2 separate regions of the Homo sapiens genome follow, and region 1 is linked to region 2. The links are chromatin loops, found by intact Hi-C in ENCODE. Cell type or tissue: HepG2. All regions are shown on one strand. Links, peaks and the distances in the headings refer to the core of each region. The heading gives the core; the rest is flanking DNA.

Region 1 (7,656 bases), core at 276-4,275, 100 kb before region 2:
TGAGACATCACTGTTGAGTTTCTTGCATTCTCCCACTTCCATCATTACTTTTCCTCACTCAAGCTTTGGAGCAATTGCTCCTATTCCTTGACGTTTCACTTTTGCTTATGCTACTGAGGATAAGAAGAAAGCTCCGGTTGATAATGAAGGTTAATTTAATAATAAACTATGAAGATATGCCGTATATAAAATGCATGTATCAGAGTTTGCCCAACTGTGGGAAACTGTTTCAAGTCATTCAAAACCACTAGGGCCACTGGCTCCGACTCATGTGAAGATGGATAAACAAACCCATGCCCAAGAGAGAACTCGTTCAGCTGTTTTTCTTTGCCTTTCAGTTATCAAAGCCAAGTTACGGAGGGAGGCTCGAATGTTTCACAAGTACCTTGTTTTGTTATTCTGCTTACTATTTCAGAGGCCACTTGGAATGTGTATTTATCAAGCTCCTCTTTCCAAATGTGTTGAAACATTTGAATGGTCCTTAAAAGAATCTTTATTTGGGGGCAGAGTCCATTCTAGTGATTCGGAGAGGCCAAAACTGTTTTAAATGGGTAGATTTCTAACAATGGGTCATAATATAGACCAAAAATTATTTATCTGTTTTTCTGTAATAGCTGATCTGCTCTTTAGAACTAATTTTCCTATATACCCTTAGGATTCAAAATATGTTGCCAATGAACAGAATATCTGTTGTATTTCAAAGCAGTTTATAGGTTCCTACTGTTTCCCCCAATCTTGCCAGAGTCCAATACATTTCCTTTCCTCTTTATCTTGCAACATGAAATATGTAGAAACAATACAATGGATGAAGTGATAAATGCTCATCCTGTGGGTGTGTGCGCATGCGTATACATTCACACAATGATTAAATTATTAGGAGGTAAACTGCAAATTTGCAGGCTTTGGTTCCTTTCTCAGAACTCCTTTCCAGTATTTTCATATCCCGGGAGCACCACTTATAAGAAGTGTGACTACAAAATCCCACTGGCCAAAAGCCAGTTTAGAGTGTCACAATTTTTGCTGGGAAGAAATGGTTCTGGCATTAAACTATAAAGAATGAGTCTACTGAGAGCCAGACACAAACATCTGGGAATTTGTGTCTGATTGCTGGCATTCTGTGTGCTTCCCACGAAACATTCTTCTACCTACCCAGATCCAAAATGAATCACTTGATGTTTGTATGTCAAGAAATCAAAGACTGCTACATTAATAATTTGGTATAAGTGTGGATGTGTGTGGGGGTGTGTGTGTACACGCATGTGGAGGAGTACATAATGTATATATATATTTAATGTCTATGTGTTCCTAATTAAAAAGTTAAAATGTGCACTTCCTCTCAGGATAGCTAAAACTAGGTGGACACCCGAGTCCAGATTAATTCAGCAGGAAAAAAGATCCAAACTTTGAAAACTTAACACTAAACTTTTAAATCACTGGGTAAAATAAAAATAGGCCTTCCCGGCCGGGTACAGTGGCTCTCGCCTGTAATCTCAGCACTTTGGGAGGTCAAGACGGGCAGATCACGAGGTCCGGAGATCGAGACCATCCTGGCTAACACGGTGAAACCCCGTTTCTATTAAAAATACAAAAAATTAGCCGGGCGTGGTGGCGGGCACCTGTAGTCCCAGCTACTCCAGAGGCTGAGGCAGGAGAATCGCGTGAACCCGGGAGGCAGAGCTTGCAGTGAGCTGAGATTGCACCACTGCACTCCAGCCTGGGCGACAGAGCAAGACTCCGTCTAAAAAAAAAAAAAAAAGGCCTTCCCTGCCCCAACTCTCACACAGACACACCTATAATTTGGTGAAGTGTTTTTTTTGTTTTTCTTTTTTTAACCAGGAAAATACAGTAAGTGTTTCAATGCACCTTTGGTAAAATTTAATGTAAATTCAAGTCTGAAATGTAAAATATAATTTAAAACCCTAAATAATTTTCAACCCAAAGGGATGTCTTTGACTTATTCTAACAGGAGCTAGATACAAAGGCATTTTAAGTCCAGATAGAATCCTCCCTGCCCCAGGAGAAGAGTGGATCAGTCGTGTGCAGGGTGAGCCCAGTTCTGTCATGGGTTGGCAGAGAGGTGTATTTACAGAGAGATGAATCACTTCCCAACAAGATGTGAAGATCAAGAGAATAAGATAGAGAAGTCATATAGCGAGATATTTACAATGTAGTTTCATTACTTTGTTTGACGTTTCCAGAAATCCAGATGCTTCCTTCCAAATAAAATAACCTAAAACTTTTGCCAAGCTAACTGGAATTAATTTTAGGATTACAAAAAGCATGGTTCTCCTCTGCTAGGACAGGTAATTTTGAGTTCAGTATACTTAATTATATTACGAATGAAAGAATCTCCAACCATGACCAGGAAGAGCACTGCTTACCCTTGGCCTATGCGGAAGTAACCAGGTGGACAGCCACACAGGTAACCGCCCTCGGTATTGGAACAGCCATAGCTGCAGGGGGCCTGCGCAGAGCCACATTCATTGATGTCTTGGCATCCTCCACTGAACTGTTCATACTGGAAGCCGGCGGGACACATGCACTTGTAGCTCCCCAGGGTGTTGTGACAGGAGGCTCCTCCGCAGATGTGAGCGCTGAGGCATTCGTTTTCATCTGCAGGCAAAATAAGAAGCGGCATGTGTGGCAGCAGCCAGAGATTTCTATTGAGGACATTGGATCTGGCCACTTGCTGCCGGCCAGCTGGCCCTCAGCTAGGCTCTCAGGAAGGTAAGACAGGCAGAGGTGGCTGGGTGGGGAGAGCAACAGCAGAGAAAGATGCGGGCATGGATGTGGCTTCTTGCTATGTTGTGAGTAAACATGGAAGATGAAACATGGAAGATGAAGTCAAATGCACCAGGCAGAGGGCATTAGAGGATGGCATTCTGAGGACCAGCAGACTCCAGTTCTCATCAGAAGTCAACACTGGTATCTTCTGCTCCATGTAAACATCCGGTCATGAACCAACATGGGGCTGGTCCGTAGCTAAGATTTAGGGTTCAAGGGGGGAGGAAAGGAATCTTGCAGTTCTCTGCGTACTTGCTTCACAAGTGCCCAGCGAGGAGACAAATCTCTCAAAAGCAGAGACCAACCATTTTCCCGCAGGCTGCTTTCCCTGTCAGCCTATTTCAGGATATGCTGATCTGGCAAAGGCTGATATCCTGCCCCAAGTGTCTGCCCCACGTGTCTGCCCCACTTGGACTTCCTTTTCAAAATTCTGCAAAAGCCCCCAGGTACCTGTTCTGGGAGATGAATAATGCCTTCTGGTATGTCTGCTCCCATCACCGAATCGGCCCCCTCCTTATTCAAACCAGCCTCCTGCCCAGAGTGTCTGAGCCCTGTCTAAAACTAAGTGTGGCTGGAAGAGATTTGGTGCAGACTTCACAAGCAGTAATTGGGGAAAACCCACAAGTGAGACAGAAGCTGCAGGGCTGGCTACCCACAGGGACCTGCCAAGTCTGATGCTAAGAAGCAGGAAAAAGAAATCTTACTTTAAAAAAATCAGCTAGAAGGGGGAAAACCATGAGTTTCTCATTATTTCTGATTTATAATTTTTGGAAGTCTCTAATATATTTTTGTAGATCTGCCTTTGCAGGGCAGGTTGGAAAGTTGCTGGTAAGACATTTCTTAACTGCCATAGTCCATTTTCAGGCATACGTTCATTTGAATGTAGATAGATTGGCCTTCTCTTCACTTAGCGAATAACCACTTCCTATGGAAGAGAGGAAGGGGAAGGGAATGAATGTTTATTAGATACCTATTTTATGATAGATAGGATACAGGTATTGACCATTTCCTTAGCTTTCCTAACAATCCTGAGAAAGAGGTATTATATTCTCTGTTTTACAGCTGAAGAAAGTGAGGCTCAGAAAGCTCTTCCAAGATCTCACAGCCAGCAGCAGCAGGGCAGAAATTCACAGCCAGGTCTGTTGGACTGCAAAGGCCATCCATGCGCTTTCCTTTATACCACAGTGCCTCTCAAGAGACGCTCCACATTTAAGCTGGTGCTTCCTTTCTCCTGTAATTAGTTTACCTTCTTTGCTAAGGCACATTCATTTATAAAGAAAAATAATGTTTCTCAACAAATCTATTTTTTCTTTTTTTTTAAATTAGAAAACAGGTGGATAAAAGTGGTGGGGAAGGATGCTCACTTGTATATACTTAGTATATATTCACATTTCCTACCTGCCTGCCTGCCTGCCTTCCCTCCTTCCATGTCTCCTTCCCTCCTACCTTCTTTCCTTCTCTCCTTCCCTTTCTTCCTTCCTTCCTTCCCCCCTCCCCTCCCCTCCCTCCTTTCCTTCCTTCCTTCCTTCCTTTCCTTCCTTCCTTCCTTCTCTCCTCCCCTCCTTCCTTCTCTCTTTCCCTCCTTCCCTTCAGCTACAGGTCTTTGATCTTAACTGCCTGTCTGAAAATCTTTTGTATCCAAAGACCTTCAAGTCTTCACCCAAGGTCACTTAGGCTCCAGGGCTCTTAAAATATAAATAATAATTTTATCTTTCTCATTCTTCCCTTTCTCTTTCTGTGCTCAACACGTTATCTGTGTTCTTTCTCCTTATTTTAAATTGAGGACGAAGTGTGCAATAGAGAGCAACAGAAACCACTGGCACCAAGCTCCATGTCAAACAAAGAATGAAGAACGAAGCATATTTACTTCATTGGAGAGAACACCCCTGGGCTGATGTCTTCTTGCTCCTCCACGTCCATCCTCCATCCTCTCCACTTGCTCTTGGCCCCAGGTGGCTGATCTATGGAGCATGAGCAAGCTCTGCTCCCCTGTCCCTCACTTTTGGTTGGCCTCAGCCATCTGCTTCTTGCTGGGACCCTGACTAATAAAACCTGCAAGGCGTGGGTATATGAGGGGGAAGACTTGTCATTCTATAGCTTAGATTTATTCTGTGTTTTTTCCTCCAAAGAGCAGAAGTAGGACCAATGGTGAGAAATTAGAGGGAGGAGAAATGATTTTTTTTATAGCAAAAAAAGACATTTCTAAGTATTAAAAGCTGTCTATACATAGATTGGGCTATCTTGGGAGAAAGTGGGCACCCTTCAAGGTGGTATTTAAGCCAAACTGGGATAAGCAAGGAAGTTAGAGAAGGATTTATATATTAGGAAAGAGAGAAGGCTAGATCTCTAAGGTTCTTTTTAACTTTGAGCATCTATCTGTGTTACTACAACTATCAAGAGTTCTCCCCCTCTCCTTTCACATTCTTTTAAATTTTATTTTACATTTTCTCCCTTCCCTGAGAATTTAATAAAGTTTAAATTAAACTTGCTTATCTAGGTTGGAGAGGTAGGATGGAGTAGAGCACAGATTAAAATAAGAAATTGGCAAATATTCAGTGTTTACAGTTTGAAAACAGCATGTTTGTGCACTCGCCCTTTTTATCAATATACAAACACCACGATTTGGTTAACATGTTTTGCACTTTTCCTGACCTTTTTCATCCTCTGCACTCTGGAGCAAATGACTCCACAAGGAATTTTTTTACACTCCAAAATATTTGTTTTATTCTTCCAGTTGGTACTTAGATTGGTGAGGGTTTTGTTTGTTTTATAAAAAGAGACAATTCGAATTTTACCAAAATAGCATTAAAGTCTGAAAACTACTCCTTAAAAGTGGATTGAAACCCACCACTCTGTCCTCTAAAATCAAAGGTTTCAGCATCCAGCTTGCACTGTTCATGTTAGCTGTGGCCTTAAGGGAGTACCGATAGGAAACTTCACAAATGCAGGATGGGCTTTCTTTTACTCATTTTCTCTAGGGGAAAATGGGTCAACTCTATCTATCTGCAAGCTGAATTTTTTGAAATTTACTTCTAGAAAGCAATGAAATTAGTGGCCCTCTTACCCCAAAGAGTGAACTTCCAGCCACCTGGGAGTGAGGATCCAGGGAGGGCTGGTCTAAGAGATCTGCTCTGTTTCTTGTGGTTCTGGGGAAGCTATTTTAGCCCACGGCAATGCTCATTCTAGATAACTCTAATTCTCAAGATTGATGAGAGCAATTTGGCATTTGGAGACATTAAGAACCCCAAACTTCTTCTGACTTCTAAATCAACTTGTTTTTTTAGAGTGTCCAGCCAGGAGATGATCTTCACGAGACCAGAGCAGAATCTCCAGGACACTAGTGCATGGCCTGGTCGCCTCTACCATCCTCAGACTGATGGTAGGAGGAGGAGGATAAGGTACAGGAGCGACATACCTTTCCTCTCTTATGTTTTTTTCACTTAGCTCCAGTGTTATTAAAATGACCTAAATAATGAGAACAGACAGGCTCATAAACTGGGTGTTGAATCAACAAAGTTCACTCTGGAAGTTCTGTGAACAATGTCAGAAACTGGTGATTAAAATCAAAGACCTCCCTGAGCTGCTAATGAACAAAGACATTTTTATTAAAACCAGATAGCTAGCCAGAGACTCACGCAGTCGAAACTCCTATAGCACAGGGGTCACTTCAGTCAACCCTACATGCCACTGCAAAACTGTCTTGTGTAGAATCAAACTAGATGACAGAGATGATTTTGATAAATGAAAACACACCAAATATGTCTTCATCTGCATGAAAGTGAACCCCTGCAATGCAGAGCCTGCACCCGGGAAGCAGTAATTCTTTGAGTTTTTGCTAAGGAGGGCTCTGTACAGAATAATGTGGCAACTAGAACAGGTTACCAAAGCACCAAGCTTGCAGTGGCACTTCACAGACGCTTGCTGAATGAACATAAACAAGTGAATGTGACACTTGAAAGGCAGCTCTACATCAGAAAGTTAAGAGTTGTGGGTTCTAGTTCCAAGCATGTCACAAAAGAACTGGGCAAGGAAATATTACCGTCCCTTTCTGGACTTCTAGGTCCTTATCTGTAAAACAAAGTGCCTGAGCTAAGTGGCTTCTGGTATCCCTCCAAACTCACAATGTTTTGATTCTCTGATGTGCATTAAGAGTTATTTTCCCATGACATTGTAGAATCAAAGATGACATCATTTCAATTTAATGAGAGAGTCAGTAGATCTCCCTTAATTATCAAAAGAATTTAGCAATCTTGAAAAACAAAACAAAACAAAACAAAACACACAAAAAAACACAACCTTGCTGTGTTTCCTGCTTGCGCTCTGTCTCAAAATGTGTAGAGCTGAACAGAACTACTTTGGCATCTTCAGGCCAAAAGCCACTCAAAATAGCCTTTGGCTGGCTGATATTTTTCAGTCATAAGTAAGATTTTTTGACCCCTGATATGAACATAACTCAAGTGTGGGCTGATGACTAGCAGTGCAGCGGGAGGGTGGAGGATATTGCGCTTCAAGAAATTCTGGGGGCATTTCATTTCAGATGCTCTCAAAGCACCCTCAATTATAATTTTTTTTCTTAGTTTGCTGTTTTGCAAAGACTGTTACTTACCTCGGGTTTCAACCAGGTTAGGGCAATTTTAAATGAGTATTTGTTGCTTCAATAACACATTTACAGCTTCAGAAAGCAAGCAGTGTTTTGCTTCATAGGACCTGATAGCCATGCATCTTGAGAGTGAGGAAAAGTTACTTGCCAACACACTGGTTCCACTGGTAGTGCTGGAGGTAGCCCTGGGGGCAGCTGCACCTGTAGCCCCCAATGATGTTCTGGCAGCCATGCTGGCAGCGGTGGTTACCCTCACACTCGTCCACGTCTGA
Region 2 (8,052 bases), core at 708-4,707:
TTTTCACAGTGTCAGGTCTTTATCAAATAAATCATCTTTAGGTTTCCACACATTTGTTCTGGGCTTCCAAAAAGGTGTTTTTAAGCAGTATCCAGGTTTCCAAGGATGTATTTATTTTATTTATTTTCATGTTGCCTACAAATAGCCATGTTTTTTCATAGTTCCCTTCTATAAGTAACCTATGTGACTTTTAAATTTCATTTTTTTCCTCTTTTGCTAGGATTTTGGTAATTTTATTTTCACAGTTGTACAGTGATTTTCTCATGGATACCTTCTATGCTAGTTTCAGCCATTAATAGAAATTAGACTAATATTTTTCTTTTCCTTACAGACTAAAATTTAACTTATTTTCAGACAGTAATAGGTCTTACTGAAATGCATTCATATTTCAACCTCACGGGACATTCTGCCAATTTACATGAGGTTAAATAGGAAAGTACTGTTGGTACTTTCTGGTCCATTTCTAAAATTTCTTCATTCATATTTGACATTTCCATCTCAGGTCAAGTTTATGTTTTCAGATAATTCTCTTACAGCATTTTAATTACGATTTCACTGGAATTTCAAATTACAGAGATACTGACGTACTTGAATGTATTTGTAAAGGAATTCTATGTTGTTCATGCTTCCCTGACTCAAGATGTCTCAATCCTGTTTGTCAACCAACAGTGATTCTTCCTATAGATTTATCATCTGTACGTGCCATATCCACCATTCCCTGGGAACCTGCTCTCACCAAATTCCCACCACTAAGACTGTGTAGTCTGTGAAGTCAGGGATCATCTCTAACTCATGACTAGTTCCCACTCTCAGCCTTGCCCTGCAAATTGCACATAACAGGAATTCATTAACTATGTGTTAATTTTATTAAATGACAGTTACATTAAGGAACTCACTTTGCTTCCAAGCATTTGTAGGTACCAATTCGGCCTTTCTTTTTAAGACTTTTTGAATTTATATAAAAGAAATTTAATAGCTTATCAGCATTTCTGCTAATTAGGTGGGTATTTTACTTTAAGAATGCCATTAAATTCATCTTAACCTCTCTAGGAAACTGTATCAGACTGAATCTGATATTTCTTCCTATTTTTTACAGATTTAGTAATCTTCTCATTGCCCCTTTACATTCAGGATCAGCAACGTGGGGCTAATTTTGTTAAGCTGATGTCCATCTTTCCTATCTCCACTTAACCCAAGATGATGCTGATTTATTTTTTAAAGAGTGAAAAGCTGGCCAATCTAAAATCCTTCCTGCATCACTCTCTGTAAGAGCCCAGATCTCTGTAGCACCAGTACTGGAACATTTGGACAAACAAAAACCTACCTGCAAGTTATTTTGCTCTATAAATCTGTTTTGCCCAAGGCCTCTGAGGGCTGTGCATCTCTCAGTGGTATACCTGGGAGGACAGCTCCCTGTAAAGCCACACACAGGAACCTGGTCTTCTGCTCCAACTGTCCCAAAGTAGGTCTTCCTGCAGGCACCTAAACCTGCTCTAGTCCTCTTCTCTATTCAAAGCCTCAACACAGGAAGGAATCCACATCAAAGCTGCTGATTCCTAAGTTAACATATGCATTTTAAAAGCCATTCTCCTGGTACCTAAGCCATGTCTTAGTAGGAAGTCATGTGCTTCTAAACAGTGATCTACTAAATGGTCCCCTACTGGACTCAGGAAGGTAAACTTCATCTATGTATTTGTTTATTTATGTATTAGTATTTTAATTGACAAGTAAAAATTGTATATATTCATTGTGCACAACGTGATGTTTTGAAATATGCTCAATTGGTGGGAAAGATGTTGCCTAATAAGTTGCTCTCTGTATTTGAATGCCTCCTATAAGCAAGATTTTGCTAAATACTATGGAAGTGTAAAAAGCATGAGAAATATGAGACTACAATAATGAATGAGATTTCCTAATGAGATTGATCAACCAGTAAAAGAGCAAGATGTGAACACACATATGGCACTCATGCCATAGTGATAGTACCAGCCAGAACCACAGGAGCACAAGGAAGAAGGGAGCACTTCCAGCTGCAGGTACCTCGGGATATTCATGGATTAGGTCATGTTTGAGCAGATCCTTAACAAGAAAAGAGGATATATAACAGGCAAGGATGGCAGGAGTAGGGAGAAAGAGCCTGAACTGGCAAGAAGTTTTAGAAAAAAAAGCCAACTTGAATTCAGAAATGCTCGGATTGGGTGCAATGAAAACTCAATCATATAATTTAAACTACTATAAAGAACAAGAATTAAAAAGATGAACTGGGATTAGATTTGGGACTCTAAATACTGTGCTAAGTAGCAAATGTTCTTTGCAAGAAATGGAGTGAATTGGCCACTAAATATTGCCTGAGTTCATCCTGGGGAAATATTTTTGGACATCTTTCTCGACTAACGAAAGTGTGCTGTATTTATGTATTTGTTTAGTTATGTATTTTTAAACTAATGAATAAAAATTGTATGCATTCATTGTGTACAACATGGTGTTTTGAAATAGGCTCAATTAGTCAAAAGGTGTCTCCTTTTTCTCCCCTAGACACAATTTTTTAAACTGAACTTCACTGACTCATACTTTGGGAAAGGTACATGGCAATGGTGGATTTCAGAGACTAGTTAGGAGACTACTGGAACAGTCCAGACTAGAGAAAATACGCTTCTAATAGAAACAAAAAAATGGACAGATAAAAGAGATACTGTGAAGGAAAAAAAAAACAAGCAGGACTTAGCAGGAAGGAAAGAGTCCAATGTTAGGAAAAAGGAAATGTGTCTCCTGAACAACTTACCTGAAAAATTCTGAAAGCTGAGTTTTACTCTACTGAGCTTTTGAGTACTCCATGAGAGCCATTAAGTACTAAAATGAGAATAAGTACTTCCCCAAAAGGTTTCTGTTTAGTAGTAATAAGCCAGCTAAGTAAAAAGCAGTACCTGAAAACAGTACTCTTTGTACAGACCCCTTTTTTTTTCCTGTGCATTTTCTAGGGAAATTTCCCTGGACGTCATCTCTTATATTTCCTGGAGACTACTCATTTACCCAAGTTTCCATTACATCTGCATCATGCACATTGCCACTGGGCTTGTGAGGGCTGGGATGGGATATTCTGCAGATAACTGGAAGGGCTCTTACCGGTTGCTCTGATGGGACACATCTCAGGGGCGACAGTGACCCCTGGAGACCAGCATCGGCCGGCATCACAGCAGCACTGCATTTTGGTTATGGACTGTGGCAGCTGGTTAGAGCAGCGCCCGTTTGTCAGAGCTGTGTAACAGTATCCTGGGCGAACATCTGAGGACAAAGAAACACATACACACACACACATCGCTGAGATAATACTTGTAACAACACTCCCCTGCCCGAGCAGCTCCATACTTCACACTGGGGCTACGGCAGGATTAACTCACACCTCTGCCCCCCGGAAGGGAAGCTGCGAGCGCTGCACAGGAACAGTGCTCAGTCAGAAATCCCTGGTCTCACACCTTTTGCCCCTGTGTGCTAGTGCACTTGGCTGAAGTCCCACATTCCATACCCAAGGTGGGAACGAGTGATTAAAACCATGTGTGCCATAGGAAAAGAGAGACTAAGAAAATCACTAGCAGTGACAGTTTATTATTTATAAAGACATGTCTCTATGCTGAAGAGAGACTGGGTTGTCCCTGGTTTCAAACTGCTTAATTCGAGCCATTTTAGGAAAATATGTAAATCTATTTTAAAACAACATTTAGTCTACATTTCTAAAAGATCTTTCTTATTTTCCAGTCTGCAACTGTGAGAGTCAGACATAAGTTTTTGTTGTTGTTGTTGTTATTTTTGAAGAATGAGTCACTTTGCATTTAGATCCAATGCTTATTAATCAAGATTTCCTTTTGTCTTAGGGCCCTAACAGATTTTATAAGGTACTAGTTATTTATAACTTCAAAATGGCCCTTGATTCCAAGTTCTTAGTCCTATAGGATACAATAGCTCTAGAAGGATTTTGTTGTTGTTTTTGGCAGAAAGTGTCTTCTCAAAGCAACATGGTAAGACGCATTTCTATATCACTTTTATTGGGTTACATCATGTCTAATTGTCATGACATCCGACACACTGCAGCGCAGCTCTGGGTTACGGAAAGAGTTTGTGGCATAGGAAAACCTAACTTCTCCATATGCCTTTGAGATATTACCACGAAACAGTGAAGGCAGGTAAGCAAAATGCAAAACACTTTTACTGCCTGACATGTGCTGAGGGTGTACCTCTCTTCAAGTAAACTATATCTCTACAGAGATCATATAAAATTAAATTTTGAAAAGCAAATAATATCGTCAATATGCTTGTTATTTAAAGCAGGGGTCTCTAACCCCCAGGGGCCCCAATCCCCAGTTCTGGTCTGTGGCGTGTTAGGAACTGGGCTGTACAGCAGGGGGTGAGCGGCAGGTGAATGAGTGAAGCTTCATCTGTATTTATAGCCACTCCCCATTGCTGGCATTACTGCCTGAGCCCTGCCTCTGTCAGATCAGTGGCAGCACTAGATTCTCATAGGATGGTGAACCCTATTGTGAACTGCGCATGCGAGGGTTCTAGGTTGTGTGTTCCCAATGAGAATCTAATGCCTGATGATCTGCCAATGTCTCCCATCACCCTCAGATGGGACCATCTAATTGCAGGAAAACAAGCTCAGGGCTTCCATTGATCTACATTATGGTGAGTTGTATAATTACTTCATTACATATTACAATTTAATATGTAATATTAACTTGTATTAATTAATTTAATACACTTTATTGTGTATAATAAATTAATATTGTGTATTAATTTAATTAATTTAATATAATACACTTTATTGTGTATAATAAAGTGCACAATAAATGTAATGTACTTGAATCATCCTGAAACCATCCTCTTCTCCCAGTCCATGGAAAAATTGTCTTCCACAAAACTAGTCCCTTGTGCCAAAAAGGTTGGGGACCACTGATTTAAAGGAATATAAGGGTTAAATCCTTTTGTAAAGCAAAGATCTTTCATAGCCAAAAATCCATCCCTGGGTTTCCTGTAAGTCTGAATATTAAATTTCAAGTTTTCTCAAAGAGGGTCATACCTGTAATTGTTATCATCTACATCATTCTTAAGAACACAAAGCCCTCATGTCTTGAGGTTTCAATAAATTAATAAAATGAAATAAAATAAAAACAAGGCTAATTTAGAAACATTTAAATTATTAACATCAAGTGAAGAAGACTAAAACCAACCTAGACAAACCATAAAAGAAAATTATGGGTCAGTTTTAAAGGATACAAGATTATTTCCGAAAAGTACTTAAAACCACTAGCCAGTATAAATGTGCTTTCCAGAATTTTTTTGTGGTTCCAGTTCCTGTACCTCTGGTCAGACTAATAGTTTCACCAAAGAGGCAGAACAAGTTTTATTCCAGCCTGGTCCAGGATAAACGGCTGGAGAGGGAGTATAGACAAGTATGCTCTCTGTGAAGCCTCAGGTGGTACCTCCCCCGTCAAGAGGGCAGAGAAATTGAACTTCCTACATTCTAATTTGTAATGCCTTAAAACCACTAATACTTTATATACTTGGGAATTAGTAAATATTTGGGGCATGGAAACCAAAGACTGTTCAGAATGGGAAGAGATATTCAAAACTGGCTTATATCCCAGCTTCAAATGAATTCGGTGGTCAAAACCCAGTGTAAACACTTGACCAAATTATGGAATTTGTACATATAATTTTCAGCATGGGCTATCTTTCAGAGCAAAACTAGGGCCTACAGTTGCCAATGACAAAAGCTTAATGGGCTAATGTCTATTATTTTGCAAATCAACTATGATACCATGTTATTGCCCATCTGGCTGACTTATATGTTAAATCAATGGATCACAAACTCTTGATCAAAATGGTGAATGTTGGGGGTAAAAAAAATTACAAATCAAGTTTGGGTTACTGGCAGTCCCTGATTTACAGATGGCACCTGCACATATAATAATAATTTTTCTAATTTATTTTTTTGCTGAAGAAGCACCTTTGTTAAAAATACACATTTATATAACTTATAATTTTAATGAAAACCTACAGGCTAATAAGTAAAGGAAGAAAAAACTGAAAATTGGAAACCATTTGGAGTAAATGACCTCCAGGACACAGCAGCCTGAAGTTTTTCACTTCGTTAGGCAGCAGTGCCACACCAAGGGTGGCTGGGGGGGGGGGGGAACCGTTGTGGTGGTATGTCACTTTGTACAGAGGGTAAGGGGTGGCTGTAGAATAACTTGAAGACCTTCAGGACTCAAGCTAAGGGGACATAAAGGGACACAGAAGGAACCACAAACACCTTCCATTTTAAATCTGCCCTGGCCAAGACATCTGGCGAAGAGGAGGAGGAAATCTCACTCTTTTCTCCCCTTTTGAATCACTTGGCCCTTATTCTCAGGACCCAGAAATCACATTATATCAAAGCAAATATATTATGGATTAAATAGGCGTTTGCAGGTCGTCTAGCCTGTCAACAGGCTTCTCCTAACCTGTCACGAACATGGTTGTGTACAACCAGGAGTTAGGAGTTGTGAGGCTCAAACTAGGGAAAGGACATCTTTATGACTCCTAGGAGTCGAAGAGAGAGAACACAACAATATAAAAAGACAACCCTACAGGCAATATTACAAATGCCACAGGAAGATCACAGAACAAGAAATAAAATAATACTAAAAGAGCTTAGAACACAAAGGGAGCTCGGGGCTGGGAGGTCTGAGAGTCTCAGAATGTGGTGGCAGCAGGTGACAGTTGGAATTTTACGGTTAGAAGAAATGTGCACGGAAGATACTGCATACCACTATCTACATAGGAGGTTTTCTATTGGTGAGACCTACTCATTCCAAACAACTGTCTTACGAACAAGCCTTGGATTTGTTTATACTGTCAGGGGCTATTTGTATTTTCTCATCACTACGGATAATTTTGGGGGTCTCTGTTGCTTACCATGGAGGGAAATAGGAGCACCAGAAGGCAGAAAGGTCACTTGGATCATTTTGTATGACAAGTGTCTAATTATGGGCACAACAGAGTTGCAAAGAAGAAACGGGGCTTGCCTAGGGATCTGGCAAGAAAGAGTGAACTGCATCCAGAGTTGAGGGGTAGAAGGCAAAATGAGGGAAATCTGGGCTGTGCACTCAGGTCACGGTGGAATCCCAGATCCCTCTCTCACTACCCACTTAAACTATTGGGCCATTATTTATCTAACCTCTCTCAATCTCAGCTGCTTCCCATCTACAATACTGCTGTGAAATGAACATCAAGTCAGATAATTTACATAAAACACCTCATACCCTGTGATCCATGAATCTTAGTTCCCTTCCATTCCTCCTTTGTAAAAAGTTAGTATGGATACATTTGATAAAAAGAAAGTAACTTTTAAAATGTGAACCATCTGATATGTAAATATGTCTTAATCCTCATGTAGTTTGAAGCTCTCTTAAAATCCTTAAATATCAGACTGTGCACTTTGGAACTTGAATTTTAATCTAGAACACTGCACTTTTAAAGAAGTCTTAACAATTATTAAATCCAGCAGCTGTCAAATCTATTTTTTTTTTTTTTCAGATGAAGTCTCGTTCTATCGCCCAGGCTGGAGTGCAGTGGCGTGATCTCAGCTCACTGGAACCTCCACGTCCTGGCTTCCAGTGATTCTCCTGCTTCAGCCTCCTGAGTAGCTGGGATTACAGGCACCCGCCACGACGCCTGGCAAATTTTTGTATTTTTAGTAGAGACAGGGTTTCACCATGTTGGCCAGGCTGGTCTTGAACTCCTGACCTGACTGAAGCAAACTGCCCGCCTCGGCCTCCCAAAGTGCTGGGATTAGAGGTGTGAGCTACTGCGCCCAGCCAAATCTATTTTTTAAACAATAGAACCCCTGATTTAATTGATACCTGACATGGAAGTCTAACACTCACAGCAGATAAAGTGAAATTGCTATGCCTAGAATGTGTGTGGGAGTGTGGGGGGACAAGAGCCCTTTCCACTCAGCTCTCTCCCTTTTCTCTGTGCCCTCCGCAATCCCTGCAGCCCTGGAGGGCTTTGAAA

The links. Peaks named below come from ENCODE experiments on the same cell type or tissue, not always from the same donor. Only the 100,000 strongest peaks of a DNase experiment are listed, where the experiment ranks them.
Region 1: a loop joins it to region 2, with 2.2 times the contacts of the local background. A loop is called at or near these places in 1 of 110 quality-filtered maps.

The regions. Positions count from the first base shown.
Region 1 is chr15:48,413,155-48,420,810 of GRCh38, forward strand. FBN1 (fibrillin 1) reads right to left here. Exons shown (of 66, transcript NM_000138.5): 63 at 7,533-7,652; 64 at 2,382-2,613. Among named protein-coding and RNA genes, the nearest start is that of DUT-AS1, 85 kb to the left of the region's middle. RefSeq lists an enhancer at 2,586-3,086. In HepG2, for the core only: no CTCF peak of the experiment used is centred there; a DNase peak (open chromatin) is centred at 2,057.
Region 2 is chr15:48,517,536-48,525,587 of GRCh38, forward strand. It overlaps FBN1 (fibrillin 1), which reads right to left. Exons shown (of 66, transcript NM_000138.5): 10 at 3,124-3,282. Among named protein-coding and RNA genes, the nearest start is that of FBN1, 120 kb to the right of the region's middle. RefSeq lists a silencer at 2,997-3,291. In HepG2, for the core only: a CTCF peak has its summit at 3,164 (motif pointing left); no DNase peak of the experiment used is centred there.